2 separate regions of the Homo sapiens genome follow, and region 2 is linked to region 1. A link is an interaction called in ENCODE POLR2A ChIA-PET data of the cell type or tissue named here. Cell type or tissue: CD4-positive, alpha-beta T cell. All regions are shown on one strand. Links, peaks and the distances in the headings refer to the core of each region. The heading gives the core; the rest is flanking DNA.

Region 1 (11,896 bases), core at 6,343-8,842:
TCATTTGTTAAGTTGGAATAATAATAATAATAGCAAAAGTATCTACCTTTATCTACCTTTCAGGGTTGTTCTGATAATTAAATGTTATCATTTACCTGGCATAGATAGGTGCCCAATAAATGCTAACTAGTATTGTAATGAATATGATATATGTTTAGGTCCAGTTGTTCAAGAGAGTATGGTAACTCAGGAAGGTTTAGCAAGCTTAGTAGGCAGCAGTATGGTGTAGGAATCCAGAGCAAGGGCTCCAAAATCCGACAGAATTTGAGTTGAATCCCAGCTGTACCACTTTAACTTGTTGGGTGACCTTGGACAGATTGCTAAACTTCTCAAGTCTCAGTCTTTTCATCTCTCAAGTGGGGATAACGGAATCTACCACAGAGAACTGTTGGCACAACTTAATGAGATGATGACTGGAAAGAACTAGTGTACCACCTGGCACAAAACACTATTTGGTCACGTGTGAAGCTGTTAACATCTGTGCTATAAAACGCCATGGTCACTTTATAAATTACTGTTATTGAGACATCCTTTTGCTTTCCAGTATTCACAGGTAAGAAAAACTGAGCCATTCTTTATTTCCATCTGTTTTTGTCATTTAAAAATAGCATTCATAGCAGAGACCTAAGGATTACTTTTAAGAAGCACTTAAAGATTTTCAAGATAGTGCATCAAATTGCAGGAAGTCTATATTATTTTTCAGAGTAGAGTTGTAGATCTTCAGCAGTTACTCCTCCAGATACTAATGTACTAAGTAATCTACTGTTTGAGGGGTTTTCAGAGAAAAGGTACTTTGTAAATATATAAAATTGCTTACACTGAAATAAAATAAATCCTTTAGGTACTCTGAGATTATGTACACTAATATTTTATATATACGTCCAACTGCTAATATGATTCTAAAGGAAAGGAAAGAAAATACAAGATCAAGAGTGCACTTTTCAAATGCATTTTGTAGAAAACAAAGACTAAAAATTTTTACTGTATTAAAGCACTGCATTAAGAATTCTCAAGTTCATGTCCTTTGTAGGGACATGGATGAAATTGGAAATCATCATTCTCAGTAAACTATCGCAAGAACAAAAAACCAAACACTGCATATTCTCACTCATAGGTGGGAATTGAACAATGAGAACACATGGACACAGGAAGGGGAATATCACACTCTGGGGACTGTTGTGGGGTGGGAGGAGGCGGGAGGGATAGCATTGGGAGATATACCTAATGCTAGATGACGAGTTAGTGGGTGCAGCGCACCAGCATGGCACATGTATACATATGTAACTAACCTGCACAATGTGCACATGTACCCTAAAACTTAAAGTATAATAAAAAAAAAAAGAATTCTCAAGTTAAGTTTCTGAAAATAAACACTTTTTTTGAAATGGAATAAAAAGATTGCACTGGAAGCAGAGTCATGGAGGAAACAGAAGAAAGCTAACATTCATTGACCATCAGTCATATTACTTGATCTCATTTAAACCATGCAACAATCCCATGAGGTGGGTGGTATTATCCCCATTTAACAGAAGAGAAAACTGAGGCCCGGAGAGGTGAAGTAACTTGTCTGAGAGCACACAGCAAGTCCGTTATCAAACCGAGGCCTATTTGACTCCAAGCTCCATGTTCATTCCAGATCTATCCCTTGTGCTGACACCAAAAATCTGAGTACTCCTGAATATGTCATTTACCTTATTCATGTCTTGTATCTGTTCAGTGGCATTTGGCTGCAAGTAGTAGAGTAACTCGCTAACACCAGTTTACACCATAAATACATCTAATTTTCTCACATAATAAAAAGTTTAGAAAGATGTGGTTACAGGGAAGGGACCACAGGTCAGATCCCCAGTTCTATCTTTCCACTATGCTGCCTTCCATGGGCAGGAGATGTCTCTCTTAGTCTAAAATGTACTTAGCAGCTCCAAGCATCACACTATCACCTGACAACCTCCAAAAATAGGAAGTGAATGTAGGGAAAATACTTTATATATGCCTCTCTCTTTGATCAGAGAGGGAAATCTTTCCCAGAAGTCCCCCAGTGAACTTCCCCTTGTTTCATTGACCCAACCTAGGCCACACAGACACCTATAAATACGGCAAGAGGAATGGGATGACCATGCTTGGCTTGGACCAGTGATGATAATGACTAGGGACACCTTCCTTGAGATCAAGAGCTCTTGCCTAGAAAGCCTGACACAAACAGGGTTCTGCTATCAAGTAGGACATAAAGACAGGAAGGCCAATGAGCAGGCACCGAACAGTGTTTGCCCCAGCCATCCATTTCTCTATCAACAAGTAAACACGTTGCTCTGGGCCACCTCTTAGTGAGATTGAGGAGAAGACTCTAGCTGCAGTTAAAAAACAAAGCAAAGCAAAAGCCTGAGACATATAAATACACATAATCAACACATGCAGTGTTAGCTCAAACTCCCAAATAGCACTCCTTCCCCATCTCTCAAACTACACTTGTCTTTTTGTAAATTCTTTTCTCCATCAAAGCTGTCCTTGACATTCCTTTTAAACTAATGTTTATAGATGGAGGTTCTAGGCATGGGAGGAGATAGATAGGTCCTTGTCCCTCTCTGGTCTCCCTCCTCTGTCCACCTCACCATTGTAACATCTGATCTCAATCACTCTGGATTGATGAAATTATTTTGTCCCATGCTATTCATAGAAAGAAATAAGATACAGGGGAAATGATAGTCTGCTGCAGTAAGATAACAGATTCAGAATATTTTTTTCTATTTCATTTCTAAGATAATTATATTTAACCTCAAATCTATCACAATCAGAAATTTTTCGACCACATTTTGTATTGTGCTAAAAAAAATCAACAGTAGTCATATTTTTTAAAGCAGCTGTCAGATTTAATCTTGTAACAGTTTATTGACTCGAAACACCTTAAATAATGGTTTGGGGATCTGTACTGTAGCAAGAATCTTCATTTCTTATTTTGGATTCAATATTACAACATCAGCCTTCTACCTTAAGGAAATGTAGAAACCGAATGCTTTTCAAAATGTTTCATAACCTTTCTAAAATTGCAGCACTTTATTAAAATGGCATTTAAACTGTTTTTAAAATGTACCTTGGATTCTTGATAACACTATTATTTTGATAACACATTGATTTATTTTCCTATCTGTATAGGAAATGCTGTGGGTTTTTTTCCACAAATTTTTCCAAAAGACTTATGGCAGGCCATCTTTATCTCTCCAGTGCAGTGACTCAATCATCATTTCAACTTTTTCATCTTTTCTTTTAAAATGCTTATTGAATCAGGGAAAAAATTGAGCACCTAACTCTTCTGTACAAGTGGCAACTCCATTTATCTCCTCAAAAAAACAAAAATGAAGTGGAGAAAAAGTAATTATCTTTGGAAGACAATCAGTACTCACTGTTGACTGCCAATCTAGAATACCTCACCTCAACTTGGTCTCAACAGCCTTGGGGGAGGAAAGGCAAAAAGGCACTCAAATTATCAGAACTAATTGCCTCCTATTTGGCCTTGATTTTGCCTTCATTTATGCATTTAGTCATCTGCTCACTCACTAAATGTGCCCCTCTTATGTGCCAGGCACTGACTGTTCAGGCACTAAGGAGATAACAATGCACTAGACAAAGATCTCTGCCCTCAAAGAGCTTATGCACACTGTGTATTGGGAAAAACTGACATCATTCAATGAAAACACAGAGAGTAAAAGCATTAAAAAACTTTAAAGTGATCCCAGAGTGGTTCAACATCCTTAATGGATTGATGAAATCTCTGGGACCTAGAGGACCTAAAGTCATACAGCTGGTCCATGGGGCTGGATACAGAACCTATATCTCCCAAATAATCATTGCTAATGTTTACTAAGTGCACTGTGCTTTACATGTATAGGTTGAACCATACAAAATTGCTGTAATTTGATTGGTTTTCACCTACAGAAATGAGAAATTCAGAAAGTTCAGCCTATTTTTATCACATTAAATGCTCACAATTCTTTAAAGTCAATAATACATTATCTCCAATTGACATGTGGAGAAAATTAGGCAGAGAGAGGTTAAGTGACATATCCATTTGATATGACTGGGTTTTGAACTTGGATCTTTTTGATGCTAGGGCCAGAGCTTTTGGCTCTATACTATGCTGCCTCCTGAGTTAGTGGCTGTTAATTTCCACTGTGCTGTCTCTCACCCCAGGAATCATACAATCAGTGAAACATTTAAAAGCAGAAATCTGAAGAAGAGCAAATGAGTGTCCATATAATGGATTTCATTAGAACAGAGCAAAGCCATTGATTTCATCTTCCAAATGGAAATCTCCAAAAAGAGACTGGTGTTTCTGGTAAGAAGTACATCAAAGGCCTTTGTCCTAGGTGAAGGAGGGGTAATGAGAAATCAAAATCATCATGATGGAAATTTGAACTCCTTCGATGGTCTGGAGCACCACCTTCTTTCTGTTCAGGATTATTTGTTTAGTTTGCTTCATGACAATAGAAAAGCCTCTCCCCTTATGAATCTCAAAGAGAACGCTGAATGACATGAGGGCAACCGTCAAAATCCTTAGGTTTGCTTGGGTTCTGGTGTAGAGGCAAAATTTAGTTGCTTACCAGTAATTTTTTTTTAGAACTAAGCATGTCTAATTGGTTCTTTTCAAATTTACCAATCAGATGAATCACTTTACTTCCCCAGGGGGCCAAAGAAGAGAAGAACTTACTATTAATTCCTGGGGGAAAAAAATGCACTGACAAATATTTCAAATCCATATCATGCCTGTTAACAGACAAGTTATTGGGGTAGGAGTCATGAAGAAATTAGCCAAAGACAAGAAGGCCTTCAGAAGATGTGTTTGTTGTTGATGATTTGTAATTGTTTATTTCATTGAATGAAAAGATTTTTCTTTCTTCGACACAAATCTGTATAGCCTGTCCCCGTTCTGCACACCCTACCCAGCCTGCCCTGTCAAGCAACTAGCAAAACTCAAAAACGAGCCCCAGGCCTCACTCAGATTGACCTGCAGTGTCCCCTGAAGTACAGGCATTATAATGAACATAATGATGGCAGTTAAGGGAAGAGTGTGGCTTGTTCCATTCCTTTTGATTAGACATAAAACAGAAACATATGTTTTTACTACCCTTCTCATCTTTGGCAGTATTTTTCTGTCATATGTTGTATAGGGACAATGTAGCTTCATGAACAACTTTTTCTTACAAAATGTGAGCTTGCAAAACAATGCAAATGTCTATCGATAGAGAAATGGATAAGTAAGTTACAGTGCATCCTTCAACAGATGCGTATACATCCTGTGAAAAGCAGGAAGTAGATCTGTATATATCCACATGGGAAGATCTTTGAAATATGATATTAAGTGAAAAAATGGGACACAGAACAATATGTGTATTACAATCCCATTTGCGTTAAAAAAAAAGGAAAGAAAACTAAAGATACATATATATGAGCAAATAAAGTCTATAAGAAAACACAAGAAGCTATTGATAGGCCAGGTGTGGTGGCTCACGCCAGTAATCCCAACACTTTGGGAGGCCCAGGCGGGCAGATCCCTCGAGCTTAGGAGTTCGAGACCAGTCTGAGCAACATGGCAAAAACCCATCTCTACAAAATACAAAAAAAAAGAAGAAGAAGTATTGACAGTGGGTGTGACTTCTGGGTGGCGTAAGGGGACAGAGGTGTTTTCATTTGGTCCTGTACTGTTTGAGGAGGTGTGTTTGAGGAGGTGTTTTGTTTGTTTGTTGTTTGTTCAGGATTTTGTTTTGTTTTGTTTTGTTTTGTTTTGTTTTGCAATGACTATGATACTTTTGTAAATTTAAAAGACATTTTAAAGAGTTAATGATAAAATCTGTATTTATAATAATATGCAAGTGGAAAAAAGAGAAAGAGAGCTGAAGTGAGCCAGAAATTTGTATTTTTAAGAAGTATCCCAGACAATTCTGATGCAGGTGCTCCAAGAATTATACATATATTTTAAATTTATATTTCACTTAAAACTTTTAACATTTTGACACGTTTCTTCTATCTCTCTGGATACATGTGGTGTGTGTGTGTGTAAATTCTGGAACACTGAAAGGTTGCAGACATTTGTCATTTGTTGACAGAAAGAGTCAAACTCTGTAAAATATTTGAAGAGATTTATTCTGAGCCAAATATGAGTGACCGTGGCCTGTGACACATCCTTCAGGAGGTCCTGAGAACATCTGCCCAGGGTGGTTGGGGAACAGCTTAGTTTTATACATTTTAGAGAGGCATGAGACATCAATCAAATATTTAAGAAATATATTGGTTTGGTCCAGGAAGGTGGGACAACTCAAAGTAGGGCAGGGGGTGGAGGGGGGCGTTCTAGGCTACAGGTGAATCTAAACATTTTCTGGTTGACAATTAATTGGTTGAGTTTGTCTAAAGACCTGGGATTCATAGAAAGGGAATGTTCAGGTTAAGGTAAAGATTGTGGAGACCAAAGTTCTTTTCAAGTCTTATAGTGGCTGCCCTTAGAGACAACAGATGACAAATGTTTCCTGTTCAGATCTTAATCTCTTTTGGATTGGGAGGATCTGGAAGAAAAATATCTAGCTATGTTAATAGAGTTTCTTTACAGATGTAAATTTTCCCCCACAAAGAATGGCTTTGCAGGGCCATTTCAAAATATGGCAAAGAAACTTGTTTCGGGGTAAAATATTTTTATTTTCTTCCTTGTCTCGTAATGTTATGCCAGAGTCAGGTTGGAAAGTCACAATATATAGGGTTAAATAAAACCCATCTGATGAGAATTTATTATTTGTAGGCCATGACTCCCCAGGCCCCTTAGATAGGAATTTGGGTAAGATTAAAAAATCAGAGTTTAGTCCTCATATTTTAACAGCACTTCAACCCTAAATACTTCAGCATGTATCTTCTAAGAACCATAAGCACAATGTCACTATCATACGAAGACATTTAACATCAAATGAGTAATGTTAAAAACAGCCAAAATTCATATTTCTCAAATTGTCTCACAATACCTTCAATAAATTGTTTACTGTGATTTTTTTTTTTTTTTTTTTGAAACTGGGTCTCCCTCTGTCACCCAGGCTGGAGTGCAGTGGCACGACCTCGGCTCACTGCAACTTCCGCCTCCTGGGTTCAAGAGATTCTCCTGCCTCAGCTTCCTGAGTAGCTGGGATTACAGGCACGAGCCACCATATCAGGCTAAATATTTTGAGTGAGTGATTGACTGTATCATATATAGTTATATAAACACATAGAAGAAGATCTGTAACCACACTGAACTAGTCATAGTGGGTACCTCTGGGGAGTGGAATTATGGAAGGAGAACTTTCACTTTTTACTTCATAGGCTTCTCTACTAGCTGAAAGTTTATAGCAAACATATCTCATCTTTGTAATTAGAAAAATACCAAAATAGGGATTATTAAAAGTAAAAGAGCTTGAAAGAGCCAAGAAGCTGCTTAGCAGAACATATCAGGCAGCAGGTGGCAGGATTGCCTCAACTTCTGCTTCCCTCTGCCAGGCTAGGGTGCACCAGAGCCCAAGTACATGCTGGCGTGGCACCGGCAGAATGCCAGGAAGAGTGGTGTGAATATGGGGCAAAGGGCTGCAATTAACATATAGCGCCGTGTGGCCCCTGGCCGTCAGTGGCTGCGGACTTACTTCACATTTGTAAAATCTTCTTTGTGGCTTCCTGCATGCTTTGATTCATGGGATTCTACGGCATTGCCCTGCCTTTGAGAACCCCAAGGAGATTCCTACAGCTAACTTCCGGACAGTCAACCAGGCATTCAAATTTACCAGTGTCAGTTGGCTCTAGAATGACCTCTGCTTCAGGTTGCTAAGAATTTCCCAGGTACTGGCTGAGGAGTTTGGGGTTATTGTTTTGAAGCCTTCATAGGTTCATGACTGTAGTCTGTGTACATCTCTATAAATGCATATTTGAAGAAGAAAAATCTAGAAAAATGTGTTCATTAGACACTTTTCCCTCACCCATTTCCTCAAGGTTCTTCTCATTCTATAACAGCTGCCCTCACCAGAGGCATTTCTAAGCAGGATGGTTTTGTCCTTGCCAACATAAGCCAATGGTTAGATGAACGATACCGTGATATGTAGACGAGGCAGAAGGCAGAAGGGCAAGGCAGTGCTCTTGCTGCCAGCCAAGTCTGACTATCTTTTGTGCCACTCTGCTTCCAGGATCTGCTGCAAAGCTCACCTTGGGTTAAGATTTTGCTGTAAGATCCCCTTCCCTGCCAAAACCTGCCACACTGAGACATGCACACGTGTGCACACACATGTTGATGCACACACACACATCTAGCTCTGGCCAGGAAGTTCATAAGAAGCCTTTGCCCCTCTTTATTTTACCCAGGCACCTCTTCCTTCACCCACTCCATGCTGCCAGCTGGCCTCAGTGCTGCTTGGCCAATGTCCATCATCCTGCTGAACTTCCACTGTTGCAACTTGCCTCCCTCTGCACTCCAAACTCCTGACTCTATACCCATTCTGCATAGGCTTCAGTCAGGGCTCCTTTGGACTCAAGGAACAGAGACCCATTCGAGCTGGTTCAACAACAAGCTGTGGGTGTTGGTGGGGCAGGAAGGTGGGGCATAGGTCATTGTAAGGAGACCAAGATCTCATGGTACTCCCAAGACAGCCACCATAGTGGGACCTGGAACAGGTAGCAAGGCAGCTACAATTTCTGGTTCTCTCTCCAGAGGCCCATGATATTTCTCTTGGTGTCTCTGCTCCTCACAGTATACCTGCTCCATTCTCCTCTTTCTACTGACTGATCTCCTCAGAACTTTTGTCCATACATGGCCCCTCACGGTTGACCGAGCTCCATGTCTGTATTATAGCCTTTCAGTTTCAGTATATTAGTCTTTCAGACTCCCAGACTCTTGGCCTTCCAATACCATACCCCCAAGAGAGAAATCCGATTTCCCAAGCTCCAGACCACAGAGGTTCTACATAGAGCATGAACCTGCCTAAAAGGGGGTCATCATCAGATCAGATGATCACCAATCCTGCTGCAATCAGACAAGACTGGGAGCGGGGGCAGTTTCTATAGACATTTAGCGTCCCAGGAGTGATGAGCAGATCCCCTATGGGTGGGCAGGGAAATTATAATCATCTCTAGTACAGTAGGCCTGGAAACTGGTCTGGTGAAAATCTAGACCCAAGGGCTCTGTCTACCTACCAGTATTTGAAAATCCTGCGTGATATTCATGTGTCCCATCTAGTCTTAGAAACTCCCAGAATTTTCAGCTCCTAAGCCCCATCAGGATGATGCCTTTCCTAGCCCCTGTTCACTGGTCCCCATTGTTTCCATTTAAGTTTCTTTGTTGAAACAATATGCAGTCTATTCATACAATGGAATATTATTCAGTCATAAAAAGGAAAGAAGTACTGATACATGCTACAGCATGGATGAACCTTGAAAATATTATGCTATGCAAAAGCAGCAAGACGTAAAATACCACATACTATATTATTTATTTTATTTATTTATTTATTTGCTTATTTATTTATTTATTTATTTATTTATTTATTGAGATGAAATTTCACTCTGTTACTCAAGCTGGAGTGCAGTGGCACAATCTCAGCTCACTGCAACCTCCACCCTTTAGGTTCAAGCGAGTCTCATGCCTCACCCTCCCAAGTAGCTGGGACTACAGGTGCATGACACTACGCCTGGCTGGCTGGCTAATTTTTGTATTTTGTGTATATATATATATATATATATTAGTAAGGACGGGGTTTCACTATGTTGGCCAGGTTGGTCTTGAACTTCTGACCTCAAGTGATCCACCCACCTCAGCCTCCCAAAGTGCTGAGATTAGAGGCATGAACCACTGTTCCTATACATATGATTTCATTTATATGAAAGTCCAGAATAGAGAAACATAAAGAGACAGGAAGAAGATTAGCAGTTGCTTAAGCTGGGAGGCTTGGCGATAGAATGAGATAGCCAGAGGATACACAGTTTCTTTTGAGGTCATGGAAATTTTCTAAAGTTGGCTGTGGTGATGATTGCACAGATCTGTGTGTATATAAAAATTCACATCTCTCAAAATTTCAGAGGCAGAACTGCAAAAAGACTTTCCTAGGACTACTGAGAAATGTTTAAGTAAAAGAAAAATATTAGACACTCTCTAGCTTCCAATAAGCTTTGCCTGGGCATAAGATAACTCATGAAATAGAAAGAGGTACAAATCCCAGCAAAAGATAGTCAAGCATCGTAGTGAAATTCCATGCCAGAGCTCACGATTCTCCCACACTAGTAGGAAGAATGACAGTGTAAGGGGATATATGCATGGATGATGGCATCAGATTTTGCCAAGGAGTTGGTGGAGCCTAACAGAGCAATTGCTTTTGCCTGCGGGAAGTATCATATTTAGGTCAAAACAGCCAGTGTTAGGCAAGGGGTGGCAGGAAGGGCATAACTATTTTGGAAGGCAGAGCATGGCTCAACTTGTTTTACTGACTGAGTGATTTTCCATGTACAGTGGTCATCCCTTATCTGCAGTTTCGCTTTCCGCGGTTTCCATTACCTGAGGTACAGTACAATAAGATATTCTGAGACAGCCAGACACGGTGGCTCATGCCTGTCATCCCAGCATTTTGGGAGGCTGAGGCGGGTGGATCTCCTGAGGTCAGGAGTTTGAAACTAGCCTGGCCAACATGGTGAAATCCCGTCTCTACTAAAAATACAAAAATTAGCCAGACGTGGTGGCACATGCCTGTAATCCCAGCTACTCGGGAGGCTGAGGCAGGAGAATAGCTGGAACCTGGGAGTCGGAGGTTGTAGTGACCCAAGATCGTGCCACTGCACTCCAGCCTGGGTGACAAAGCGAGACACCGTCAAAAAAAAAAAACAACAAGCAAACAAAAAAAGATATTCTGAGAGAGAAAGATCACATTCATATAACTTTTATTACAGTATATTGTTATAATTGTTCTATTCTCTTGTTAGTTATTGTTGTTAGTCTCTTACTATGCCTAATTTATAAATTAAACTTTATCATAGGTATGTATATATAGAAAAAAACATAGTGTATATGGTACTGTCTGCAGATTCAGGCATCCACCAGGAGTCTTGGAACGTATCCCCCATGGATAAGGCGGAGGGACACTACTGCAACAGCAGCATCTGTAGAGCTTCATTCAGGATAGCTATTATCTCATAGCATTTATAAAGGTAAGCAGAGCAGTGTTTCTACAACTAATAGCATAAAAGAAAAACAGGGAAAAGACCTGTACAGAGGGGGTGTGTCATGCAAGAAAAAAAAACTAGAGGGCAAACTTTTTCAAGAGTGACTCCCAGAAAGCCTTATTTATTTATGAGATGGAGACTCGCTCTGTCGCCCAAGCTGGAGTGCAGTGACACAATCTCGACTCACTGCAACTTCCGCCTACCAGGTTCAAGCAATTATCCTGCCTCAGCCTCCCAAGTAGCTGAGATTACAGGCGCCCACCACCATGCCTGGCTAATTTTTGTATTTTTAGTAGTGACGGGGGTTTCACCATGTTGGTCAGGCTGGTCTCAAACGCCTGACCACAGGTGATCTGCCTGCCTCGGCCTCCGAAAGTGCTAGGATTACAGGCATGAGCCCCAGCGCCTGGCAAGCCTAATTTATATTACTCAGCTCTCAGTTTAAAAGTTCGGCATGTCTGTTAGGAGTTTTCGAATTTATTCAGCCATTAAATACTTTAAAATTATAATCTATTGCGAACACACCAGCAGGTACCCATGGATAGCACATGCAGATAGCAGAAAGCAAAACATAGTTTTCACAATTAGTTGTTGCTTACAAATATGACCAGGATGTGATTCATATGCTGATTTAGTCTTTATTACAGAATTGTGTGTGTGTGTGTGTTGGGGGGCGGGGGGGGAGGGGAAGGGTCTC
Region 2 (11,896 bases), core at 4,797-7,296, 100 kb after region 1:
AAGGGAAGAGGAGGGGAGGGGAGGGAGAAAAGAAAAGGGTAACTTTCTATTGCTTAAGCCAGGTGGTAGATACACAGGTGCTCATTTTATTGTGATCCTTTAAATTTGCATTTACATTATTCTTTCTGTGGATAAAATATATGTCTTAATAAAAATATTTTTTAGAAGTCTGACAGACCTGGATTCTGGCTCAACCACTTAAGATCTATGAGTTCTTGGGCACATTACTTAACCTAAGCCTTCCAATGTCTTATCTGTAAAGCAGAGATGGTAATAATAATAACTCCCTCATAGGCTTTTACATCATGTGCCTGGCACATCGTCAGTGCTATTACTAGCTAATGTTAGCTATAAGCAGTTGAGCCACTTGCCTAAAAATGCCAGGTTCATGACCTCTCTTTCTTTAAACTCCAATTTCCATATTTGCTATTCCATAAGAGTTCAAAATTTATCAGAGGAATAAAATTGACCTTCAAGCAGGACTTACTGCGTTCAACCTTTAAAATGTCCTTACATAACATCTTTGTAAAGCCAATAAATATTGCACCTTAATAAACCAGGACAAGAACCAAAATTTCTGTCATTTCTGGAGGCTCGTGTCAACTAATGTTCTAGCCTAGCTCTGGGAGCTCAAATCTAGGTCAGATTAAGAGAATATTATTTTCAGTCTTGAACAGCTTCCAGAATCCATGTCCATTCTGCATCTTAGTCTCCAAGTTAAGTCAAGAGTCTCTATATGTTGGACTTGCTTTTGTCCCACCTGGATTTCCAGCATATGACTTCAAAGGTAAAATTCTGTCACTAAGCCTGTCCTACAGTTTTCTGGCCCAGATGAATGTGTCAGTGAATGTGTCAGGGGTGGGTAGTCAGAAGCTAAGGATGGCAGGAGAGGTGTAACACTTATCTAGGTCCCTTGCAAGGACTCGTATTCTTAAAGGAGACACTATTCTATTGTTCATCATGAATCGGAAGCAACTTATATTCATGTATAATTATTATCAGAGCCCTTTGCTTAAAGTATCTGTCACACAGCTCACACCTGCTTTGTAGCTACATCATTGCCTAAAACTTTCTCTACGCAGACTAGGGAAGGCAAAAAGAGATGAAGCTACACAGTTTAGCTATGTGTCAGCAACTCAGAAAAAACATTCATTGGGGTAGGGGAAAGCTAAATGATAGGCTCGAAATAGAATTTTGCTTCAGGAAAGCCCTCCCTGACCCTTTCTTCACATCCCACTAAGTTGATATCATGTTAATGTTATCTCACAGAACCCTTTTAATTTACTGTTTCATAATATGACACGTTTACAACATTTAATTTAATATCTGCATTTCCCTCAAGATTCTGTGCTCAATGAGGGGAAGGACCTCCTCCTCCTTGTTCATTCCTGTATCCCCATCAGCTGGTACAGGGCCTTGCACATAGTAGGTGCTCAAGAATTTATTCATTGGATTAATGGACAATCAATCCATGTAACAATGAATCAATTCCTGGCATCATGAACAGGGATAATCAAGAGTCCAACTGAAGACCTTGGATTTCCAAATGACGTGGTCCTAAGAAAGGATCTCATTGCAAAAGTTGGGGAAATGTTAACTATTTACCTGTGCTGAGTGAGCACATTTACAGCTGAAGGATGGTTTGCACAGTAAGCCAGATACATAGATTTAAAATGAGGCATGAGACTCAGTAGACAACCTCCTACTTTGTGCTGGTTTTCTGGAAACCTGTAAACAAAATGGACAAAACACAGAATGTAAAATAGGAAACAGGAGGCAAAGGAAGATTATTCCAATTAAACCTGGCAGCATGAAAGCCTTCTGAATATTTTGCCAAGGTTAAAAGAGAAACTATATTATAACCATTTTACCCATGAAACTCAAATTCTTGCCCACTGCTTTAAACTCTAGCCACCAAACACAGTTGTAATACATAGGGTCAGATACTTACTTGGAATTAGTAGGTATGGTTGCTTGTTTGTTTTTAAGATGATTATTTTCAAATTTAGCTGGGTACACTAAAAATATTCTTGGTTAATTTATCTAAAGTTTGAGTACAGACAAAACTAATCAAATCCAAAAATGACATACCACAAAAGAATATTATGTAATCTTGGAGGCCTGGTGTTTGCTACGCAGGGTGGCCTCAAAAGTTTTTAAATTAATGTTTTAAATTATAAGCCACCTGTCTTCATTTGTAGAAAAATCAGAAAAGTGTAATAAGAAAAATGAATTTCTCAGACTCCCACCATTTGGAGATACTGACTCTAAAAATGTTGACATGTTTCTTGGGCTTTTTTCTACATGTTTCTCTATAAAATGGAAAACATAAGGATTATGAATCTAGTTTGTAATCTGCCCTTCTCGCTTAGTGAACATCTTTGCATATCAATAATCTAGATCCCTCTTGGCCCCTCAAGTCCCTTTAGTGTGGGCCCTCTCCATCGTTCTTCCTGGACAACCACCTGTGTCCTATTAAGCTTAAATAACAGGTAATCACCTCAATTTCCCTAGAGAGATGAAAGCTGCCAACTTCTTTAAGATACGCTGCTTGAAAAATTAGTCTTTCTATAGAGACATATTGCCTGATGATCATTATAGTTCACTGTAGTATGAAGTTAAACATCTGGACAATCTAGCTAGCCATCAAAAATGTGTTGGTTCACATAAAGATATACTTTTCCTTCCCCCACTTTCTGTGTGTTTCAACTCTTAATATAATAGACATAGTATCAGGAGCAATTCAAAGACACCAAATCTGTGAAACTGAATGAATCATTTGAATGACTTTTCCAAGTAATTTGCAATGTACAAAAGAAAATATGTAATCAGTGCCAGAGGTGTCATTCATGGTCAATTAAGACCTCATGTGTCTCCAGGGAGGGGACCATCACACACTGGGGCCTGTCGGGGAGTGGGGTGAAAGGGGAGGGAGAGCATTAGGACAAATACCTAATGCATGCAGGGCTTAAATCCTGGATGACGGGTTGATAGGTGCAGCAAACCACCATGGCGCATGTATACCTATGTAACAAACCTGCACGTTCAGCACATTTATCCCAGAACTTTAAGGAACATTAAAAAAAAAAAAAAGACCTTATGTGTCTCTTATACTGACCAGAAACAGCAAACTGATGTATTTTTTAAATAAAGTCAAAAGTAATTTACAAGATATAGACTTCTAATATACAACTAGTGGTTTGACACTGTGAACACTGCCACCTAGTACACTGTCTATGTATTGCTACTTTGTTCAGAGCTGTAACAAATACTTAACTATGAAGTGTCCTTATCAAAGGCAACAGGTAAAAGGAAAACAAAACACAAACAGCAATGTTGCTGGCTATCCTATCAGAAATATGCCACACTTACTTTGAACATTCTTCCAAGGCTTGGCAGAGTGTCTGTTGAAATGTGCATACTTCCTCGAAGTTTCCCAGTAAAGATGTAACCTCCACAGTACTCAGACTGAAAAAAAAATACAGTACATGTAGTTATCTATTGTAGTCTAGTTGGCTAATAGTTTGCTAATATATGGTAAATAAAAGGGAGGTAATACCTATATTTTAACTTTTGCTTTTTAATTTATAACAACTCTATTGTCTTAGGCAGCTTCTTAAGCTTCTCCCCTTGATTTTCTTTTATATAATAAGAATAATGATCCTAAAGAAATGGAGTGGTCGTAAGGGACAATTAGGTATTTTATAAAGCAACAGGTAAATTAAAACAAGTGCTTAATACTGAAGTATACAAATAGATAAAAATACATCATAGCTGTGAATAAGTGTAAAAAACTCTTGAGTACCTTCCTCTGGATGAACTGGAACAGTAATTGAAAGATATTATATATGCTCATATAATACACAAGAAAAAATAGCAAAATCAACTTTCTCCTAAACTAAAATGCTCATACATCAATTAAAGGAAATCTTTATGAGATGAAGTAGGAGGAAAAAAATAGTATTGATTTGTTTGTTTCTGGAGTAGAGTGAAGTCAAATAAAGGCAAACTGAACCACTTTATCCAGGGCCTCTGTATGAAGAATGTTCTTATCCATTCCTCCCCTACCAAACAGTAAGTGATAATAATAACAAGAGTCAACACTCATAGAGCACTGAACACTTACACAAGCATTTTACAATTAAAACCTTATTTTAACCTTACAATAACTCTTTAAGGTAGGTATTATGCCAGTGCTGTTTCCATTTTACAGGTGGGGAAACCCAGGCATAGAGAGGTTAAGCAAATCATCCAAAGGTACAAAGCCAGGAAATGCCAAAGACAGAAATTGAACCAAAACATTCTAGCTGCAGAGTCCATGCTCTTAACCACTTTTTGGGAGAAAACGTTTCTGAAGATTTGTTTAAAAAGCCAAGGTTGGGCTGGGCGTGGTGGTTCATGCCTGTAATCCCAGCACTCTGGGAGGCCGAGGCGGGTGGATCACTTGAACCCAGGAGTTCAAAACCAGCCTGGCCGACATGGTGAAACCCCGTCTGTACTAAAAATACAAAGAATTAGCCGAGTGTGGTGGCAGTCGCCTGTAATTCCAGCTACTCGGGAGGCTGAGGCAGAAGAATTGCTTGAACCTGGGAGGCGGAAGTTGCAGTGAGCTGAGATCGTGCCACTGCACTCCAGGCTGGGTGATGGAGTAAGACTCTGTCAAAAAATAAAAAAGCCCATGTCTGCCACATGTTCTTCTCCTTAAGTGTATAGTAACACTAGGCCGGGTGTGGTGGCTCACGCCTGAAATCCCAGCACTTTGGGAGGCTAAGGCAGGCAGATCACTTGAGGTCAGCAGTTCAAGACCAGCCTGGCCAACATGGCGAAATCCCATCGCTACTAAAAATACAAAATTGCCATGCGTGGTGGCACATGCCTGTAGTCTCAGCTACTCAGGAGGCTGAGGCAGGAGAATCGCTTGAACCTGGGAAGCAGAGGTTGCAGTGAGCCGAGATCTCACCACTGCACTCCAGCCTGGGGGTGGAGTGTATTGTATATGCTATATAATATATATATTATATATTATACATATATATATATATATATATATAGAATACCAGGGGAGTATTCCCAAGAGAATATTTTTTTGCTGACTAAGAAAGAAAGGGAAGAAGACCAAAACAAACATTACCAGTAACTCTGAGAGAATAAAAAACTGCCAGTTCCTCTGCTGTAATGCCATCCTGAATCACAAGCTGGAAAACCCCTATTCTAAAGTGAAACCTTTAGCCAACCAACTTCCCTGGTTGTTGCTCTCTCAGAGCAGTGAGAACTTAAGTTGGGGCCTTACCTGAACTTGACTGGGGGCTTATCTGGCCCCTTCACGATCAGATAATAGTCAGTCTGGTTTGCTCAAATCACTTTGGGGCCGACAAGATAGTGAGAAGTAATGGAAACTTACTATCACTGCATTCTGAATTCATTTAGGAACAGTACAGGTCTGACTCAGGTCTCTCACCTCCTTGGCCCTGACTCTTTTCCAAGGAACTCAAACAAACCAGTAAGAAAAAAAAACAAATAATCCCATCAAAAAGCAGGCAAATGACATGAACACACACTTCTTAAAAGAAGACTTACAAATGGCCAACCAACATATGAAGAAATGCTCAGTATCACTAATCATCAGAGAAATGCAAATTAAAACCATGAGATACCACCTCCGCCCAGCCAGAATGGCCATTATTAAAAAGTAAAAAATAATAGATGTTGGTGTGGATGTGGTGAAAAGGGAACACTTACACACTGCTGGTGGGAATGTTAGTACATTAGTACTAACATTAGTACAGCCTCTTTGGAAAGCACTACAGAGTTTTCTCAAAGCTAAAAGTAGATCTACCATTCCATCCAGCAATCTCACTACTGAGTATTTAGCCAAAGGAAAAGAACTCATTAAATCCTCTTATTGTTTCTTGATCACTAATCAGTCCCTCTCCTTCATTTAAAATCTTACCGTCTCCCCTCCCAGAGTTACCACTTCAGTTTCCATCTCCTCTGCCTGTCACTTCCAGAAAACAGAAAGCATGTTTCACTTGGCAGCAGGGGGCACAGTGGCTCCAGCCTGGCCATGTACTGGCTGTGGGATGGGCAAGGCAGTAAACCTGTCTGGACTTCAGCTTCTTCTCTATTTAATAGAGATAGTCATTTCTCCCAGGATACTAGACCCAATGATTTACAGATTTACTTCAGCTCTAAGAAATATGATTCACAGAACACTTCATATTTCACATGATAATAACAAAAAATACTTTGTTTTTTGTTTTGTTTTGTTTTGTTTTTTTGAGATGGAGTCTCACTCTGTCCCCCAGGCTGGAGTACAGTGGCATGAACTTGGCGCACTGCAACCTCCGCCTACCGAGTTCAAGCGATTCTCCTGCCTCAGCCTCTTAAGTAGCTGGGACTACAGGTGCGCACCACCAAGCCGAGCTAATTTGTATTTTTAGTAGAGATGGGGTTTCGCCATGTTGCCCAGATTGGTCTTGAACTCCTGGCCTCAAGTGATCCACCCGCCTCGGCCTCCCACAGTGCTGGGATTACAGGCGTCAGCCAACGTGCCCAGCCAGCCACTGCACCTGGCCCAAAAAACACTTTGTTGTTGATCATGTTTAAACTCTTACAACACAGGAATAGAAAATTTTTTCATACTGAAGTAGATTTCCATAGTGCCAGGAGAATAAACAAGTGGGAAATTTAGCAAGAACAAAGGCATTATAACTAAACAAGTATAATTTGGAAAAGGGGAGAATTTTTCTCACAATATTTTTTCTTTTCTTTTTCTTTTGTTTGCTTGGTTTTGTTGTTGTTGTTGTTGTTTGTTTGTTTGTTTTCACATGGAGTCTTGCTCTGTCTCCCAAGCTGGAATGCAGTGATGTGATTTTGGCTCACTGCAGCCTCCGCCTCCCAGGCTCAAGCGATTCTCCTGCCTCAGCCTCCCAAGTAGTTGGGATTACAGGCTTGCACTACCACGCCCGGCTAATTTGCTTTTGTATTTTTAGTAGAAACAAGGTTTCACCATGTTGGCCAGGCTGGTCTTGGACTCCTGACCTCAAGCGATCTGCCCGCCTCAGCCTCCCAAAGTGCTGGGATTACAGGCTTTTCAGCCATCACACCCGGCCAAATTTCTCAAATATATTAACTTATTTAAGTTTGAAGCTGATAGTTTAGACAACTGTTTAGCAATAGTAAACTCTTTCCAAGGTAAAAAGAGAGGGGTTTTTTCTGCATTATATGGGCTGACTGGTAAATTTTCTATATGATCATGATCTCTAGTGAAATTTAATTAATTAAAATAAAAACAAATAAATGCAGTTCACCACTATTTGTTAAATATGCTGTGCCTACAAGGATAAAAAAAAAATGGTCACTACTTTTCTTTCATGAAAACTAAAGCTTTCAATTCTTTCAATTCAGGCTTTACACAATCACTTCAGATTTCTAAGACCAGAGTAAGGTTTGAACATTTTGTCTTTAAAAACACTTTAGCATCTCTTTATCATTCACATTTGCCTGGGTGAAATAATGGCTTGAATAGCTCTTACAAGCATTCACAAAATGCCATACTCTTTCCATTCTCAGAGCATGGGAAAGAAGTTCTGCCCTGGCAAACAAAGGTCAGAGTGAGCATGAGAATTTCCAGTTTATGTGCTTTCTGAATAAAAGCACCAGGGACTTCTTTTCCTGTAAGGTAAAACCAAGCACATCACTTTTTTTTTTTTTAATGTACAAGATAAAAATTGTGACAGGAAGAAACACAGATCTGCTCATTCCTTTCACAGCCAGAAGAGAAAGAAAGCCAAGCTCTCCAAAAGCAATATCTTGCATAATTTCTGTTGCCCTGACCATGTTCTTGGCAACCTGTGATCTGTGGAAATTCTTCTAAAGGGCAAAATCAATTATTCAGTGACATAAGAATAATGATTCCATATGTTGACATTATGTTGCTTTACTTAGTGAGGGATTTAAAATAAACATCTTACTTGTTATTGGACTGCAGGGGTCTTAAGTAAGTAACAAGAAGAGACTGAAGTTCTTTAGCATATTCTTTTTCAGTGTCCAGGATGTTCTGTAACACCTATGGAAAAAAAAGTCAATGTATTATAATCATCACGATAGTCTAAGGCAAAATGTAGCTTTGATCTTTTAACCAAATTACTAGGAAGAAAAAAGGTCCTATTTACTCAGGCTACCATTGCAAGCAAGGAACACAAAATCTGAATGCATTTTCTTTCAATCTAGCAAACTACTTTAATTATTGCATGACAACTGGTTATATTGCACAATTCATATGAATACAATTTTTCAGTTGCCCATAACTGAAGGGGCCTTGCGATTTACACAGTACTGCTTGGTTATTTATTTCTTGTAGAGACAGGATCTCTCTATGTTGCCCAGGGTGGTCTCAAACTCCTGGTCTGGAGCAATCCTCTTGCTTCAGCCTTCCAAAGTGCTGGGATTACAGATGTGAGACCACATCAAACCCCACAGTACTGTTTAAAATGTTTTCATGTGCTGTAAATGATTTTATCCTCAGGAAGTTCTCAGTTAGTTAACAAAGAATCATTATTCCTCTTTTATGGAGGAGAAAATTGAGGCCAGCTACCTTAGACATAGAGACTTAATGTCAGTATAATTTAAGGATCACTGTGATAACAAACATCACAAGAGATTTTTGTTTAAGTTATGTTTGTGATAAGACCTTTGGGGAACAAAATCTGAGGATACAGTGAATTTTTAAGCAGAGTTAAAACTAGTCTTTTCTTAAAGGCAAAAGGTGCTACCATAAACAATTCAAAGAACAAAGTAGGCTGAAGTGTGAGGAATTTAACAAGAGAAATAAAAATTATCATTATTATTATTAATGTAATTAGAATCCTATAGGCAAAACAACCAATATGGGGGATCACAATTTCTCTTCCCCTACCAGTTCTAGGGTCATGTCACAACCCATTTCCAAGCCTCTTCTAGTGACAGGTAAAACCTTCATTTAATACCTAATGTAAATGACGGGTTGATGGGTGCAGTGGGCCAGCATGGCACATGTATACCTATGGAACGAGCCTGCACATTGTGCACATGTACCCTAGAACTTAAAGTATAATAATAATTTTAAAAACCTTCATTTAAGCTCTTAGGGACAACCCAGTTAACATTCTGGTATATTTTCTTTCATATATTCTAATTCATTCAACAAAATCGACTGAGTGCCTATTCTGCCAACTGCCGTGCTGCCCACAGGGAGTTTATACTGTATTTGCAGAGACATTAAACAGAGAGTTACAAGACAGAGTGAAGTGTCCTTAACTAGGAGAAGTGTATTAGCCTACCAATATGCCAGCCATATACTCACAAGACAATGCATGATGATCTGCTTTTGAAAGGTGGAATGGTCAAAACAAGTGGAGATCCTGGTAACCGTGGGTTCTCTGGGAAACCACTGGAGTGCAGGGTGGTAGTCCTGACTCTGCTGCTGACTGAGAGGTTGCTTCAGTTTAAAACTTTGCTTACATCATCTCAGATTATGATATTGCACCTACCTGGGGGACCATTATGAAGATGTAGTGACACACTGTACAGATAGGTGCTGGGTAAGTGGGAAACAGACCTACCAATTTAAAGGGTTAAAAAAGGGTTTCTCAATAGCAACATTATTAACCTTTCAAACCAGATAAGTCTTTGTTGTGATGGAATGCCCATATCATTGCCATGACATTGCCAAATGTCACCTGAAAGGCAATATTGCCCCCAGTTGAGAATCACTGGCTTAGAAGAACACAGGATGGCTTCAAAAGCTCGGGCTTAAATTGTAACCCCTATACCCAGCCACTCATGTCTACTTTCAGTTCCTCTATTCCTCAGAAACTACCCTCTAAAAGTGTAAATGCAGGGTTCTGGAGGTATTGATGTTCTCGGAAATTAACCCAGTAATGGAATAGAAATATTCCCCTCTATAGAAAGTCCAAGCGCGAGAATGGAAATTAGAAACTACTTTGAGATGAATGAAAATGAAAACACAACATACAAAAACTCATGGGGTGCAGTTAAACAGTGCTTAAAGAAAACTATATACTTATAAATGCCTATTTTAAAAAAGAAAAAAAAGACTTTCATTTTTCAGTCTGACATGTAAGGAGCTTAGAAGTCATTACTCCATCCTAACAGGAAGGAAATAGCTAAACAAACTGAAATAAACCATCGTTTTCTCTTAAATCTGTCAGAAAAGAGAGGTCACAGGGAAAACTGCTACTCCAAAAATTGGAGAAACAGGCAGATAAAGAGAATCACAAATTACCAGAGCAGAAGTCCACAAGCAGAAGCCTCCACAGGAACCAGCACTAGGGCAGAAAAACCTACACTGTAATTGACAAACTTCTGGGGGCTCTGTACAGGCAAGTCTGAGAGTTAGGAACTCCAGGGGCCCAATATTAGGACAGCACACTCACACTTTTGTGAGTTTAAGCTCCAGTTTCTCTCAGTGAAGATTAGAGGAAAATACCCTCATGCTTCAGGCAGAGGGAGGGAAAAAGTTGCCTTTTTGAATATGCCAGAGCACTCTATTCTTCTTAACAAGGTCTGCCCTCAGGAGAAACTATTTTACCAGAGCATAACCTATTTTTTGTTTGTTTGTTTGCTTTGTTTGTTTGTTTCTGTTTTTGTTTTTTGAGACGCAGTTTCGCTTTTGTTGCCCAAGCTGGAGTGCAATGGCACAATCTCGGCTCACTACAACCTCCACCTCCTGGGTTCAAGCCATTCTCCTGCCTCAGCCTCCCTAGTAGCTGGGATTACAGGCATGCGCCATCACGCCCAGCTAATTTTGTATTTTTAGTAGAGATGGGGGTTTCACCATGTTGGTCAAGCTGGTTTCGAGCTCCTGACCTCAGGTGATCCGCCTGCCTTGGCCTCCCAAAGTGCTGGGATTACAGGCGTGAGCCACTGCGCCCGGCCTGAGCATAACCTATTGAATTTTTATCAGATGCTAACTGTTATGGGGGAAGGTCAATAAGCAACTCCAGCCAGCTCTAGCCTTCCACATGGGGGAAGGAAGATAACCCAACTCCAGCCCTTTCTAGCCATCCTGTCCCACCTAAGCGGGAGAACTAGGAAGCACGGGTGAAGTTCACAGTCCAGGGACACAAGCTCATTAAAAACTGAGACCTAATCTGGAAACATAGAATGTTTCCCCTCCTTCTACACCTTACCACCACATTACTAAAGGATTATTTACCACAGTTCCTTTACCCAGTACATCATGTCAGGCTTCCAACAACAATTTACAAGGCATATTAAAAGGCAAAAAATACAGTATGAAGAGACAAAGCAAGCATCAGAACTTAAGTCAGGTAACACAGGAATGTTAGAATTATCAGACCAGTGTTTTTAAGTAACTGTGATTAATATACTAAGGACTCTAACAGAAAAAGTAGACAACGTGCAAGAATAGATGGATATTATAAGCAGAGAAACAGACATTCTAAGAAAGAATCAAAAAGCAATGCTAGAGATTAAAAACACTGTAACAGAAATGAAGAATGCCTGCACATGATGGACTCAATAGTGATCTGGGCATGGCTGAGGAAAGAATCTTTGAGCTTGAGAATATGTCAATAGAAACTGCTACAACCAAAAAGCAAAGAGGAAAAAGACTGGGGGTAAAAATAGAAGAGAATATGAAAGAACTGTGGGACAACTACAAAAGGTGCAACATTCATGTAATGTGGAAATATCAGGAGAGGAAAGAGAAAATAATAGAAGAAATATTTGAAACAATAGTGGTTGAGAATTTACTCAAAATTAGTCAGACACCAAATCACAGATCCAGGAAGCTCAGAGACCAAGTAGGATAAATGCAAAAGAAAATTCTAATCATGTGATATTCAAACTCCAGAAAATCAAAAATAAAGAA

Evidence for each region. ChIA-PET counts read pairs that join two places held together with the same protein. Peaks named below come from ENCODE experiments on the same cell type or tissue, not always from the same donor. Only the 100,000 strongest peaks of a DNase experiment are listed, where the experiment ranks them.
Region 2: POLR2A ChIA-PET joins it to region 1 with 6 read pairs; 3 of 35 experiments call an interaction of 5 or more read pairs at or near these places.

Annotation. Positions count from the first base shown.
Region 1 is chrX:136,601,244-136,613,139 of GRCh38, forward strand. No RefSeq gene overlaps it. Among named protein-coding and RNA genes, the nearest start is that of LINC00892, 32 kb to the right of the region's middle. In CD4-positive, alpha-beta T cell, for the core only: a CTCF peak has its summit at 7,466 (motif pointing right); a DNase peak (open chromatin) is centred at 7,498; H3K4me3 peaks cover 562 bases.
Region 2 is chrX:136,705,303-136,717,198 of GRCh38, forward strand. It overlaps ARHGEF6 (Rac/Cdc42 guanine nucleotide exchange factor 6), which reads right to left. Exons shown (of 22, transcript NM_004840.3): 7 at 7,974-8,068; 8 at 3,373-3,468; 9 at 1,606-1,728. Among named protein-coding and RNA genes, the nearest start is that of CD40LG, 63 kb to the left of the region's middle. In CD4-positive, alpha-beta T cell, for the core only: no CTCF peak of the experiment used is centred there; DNase peaks (open chromatin) are centred at 5,229 and 6,049; H3K27ac peaks cover 869 bases.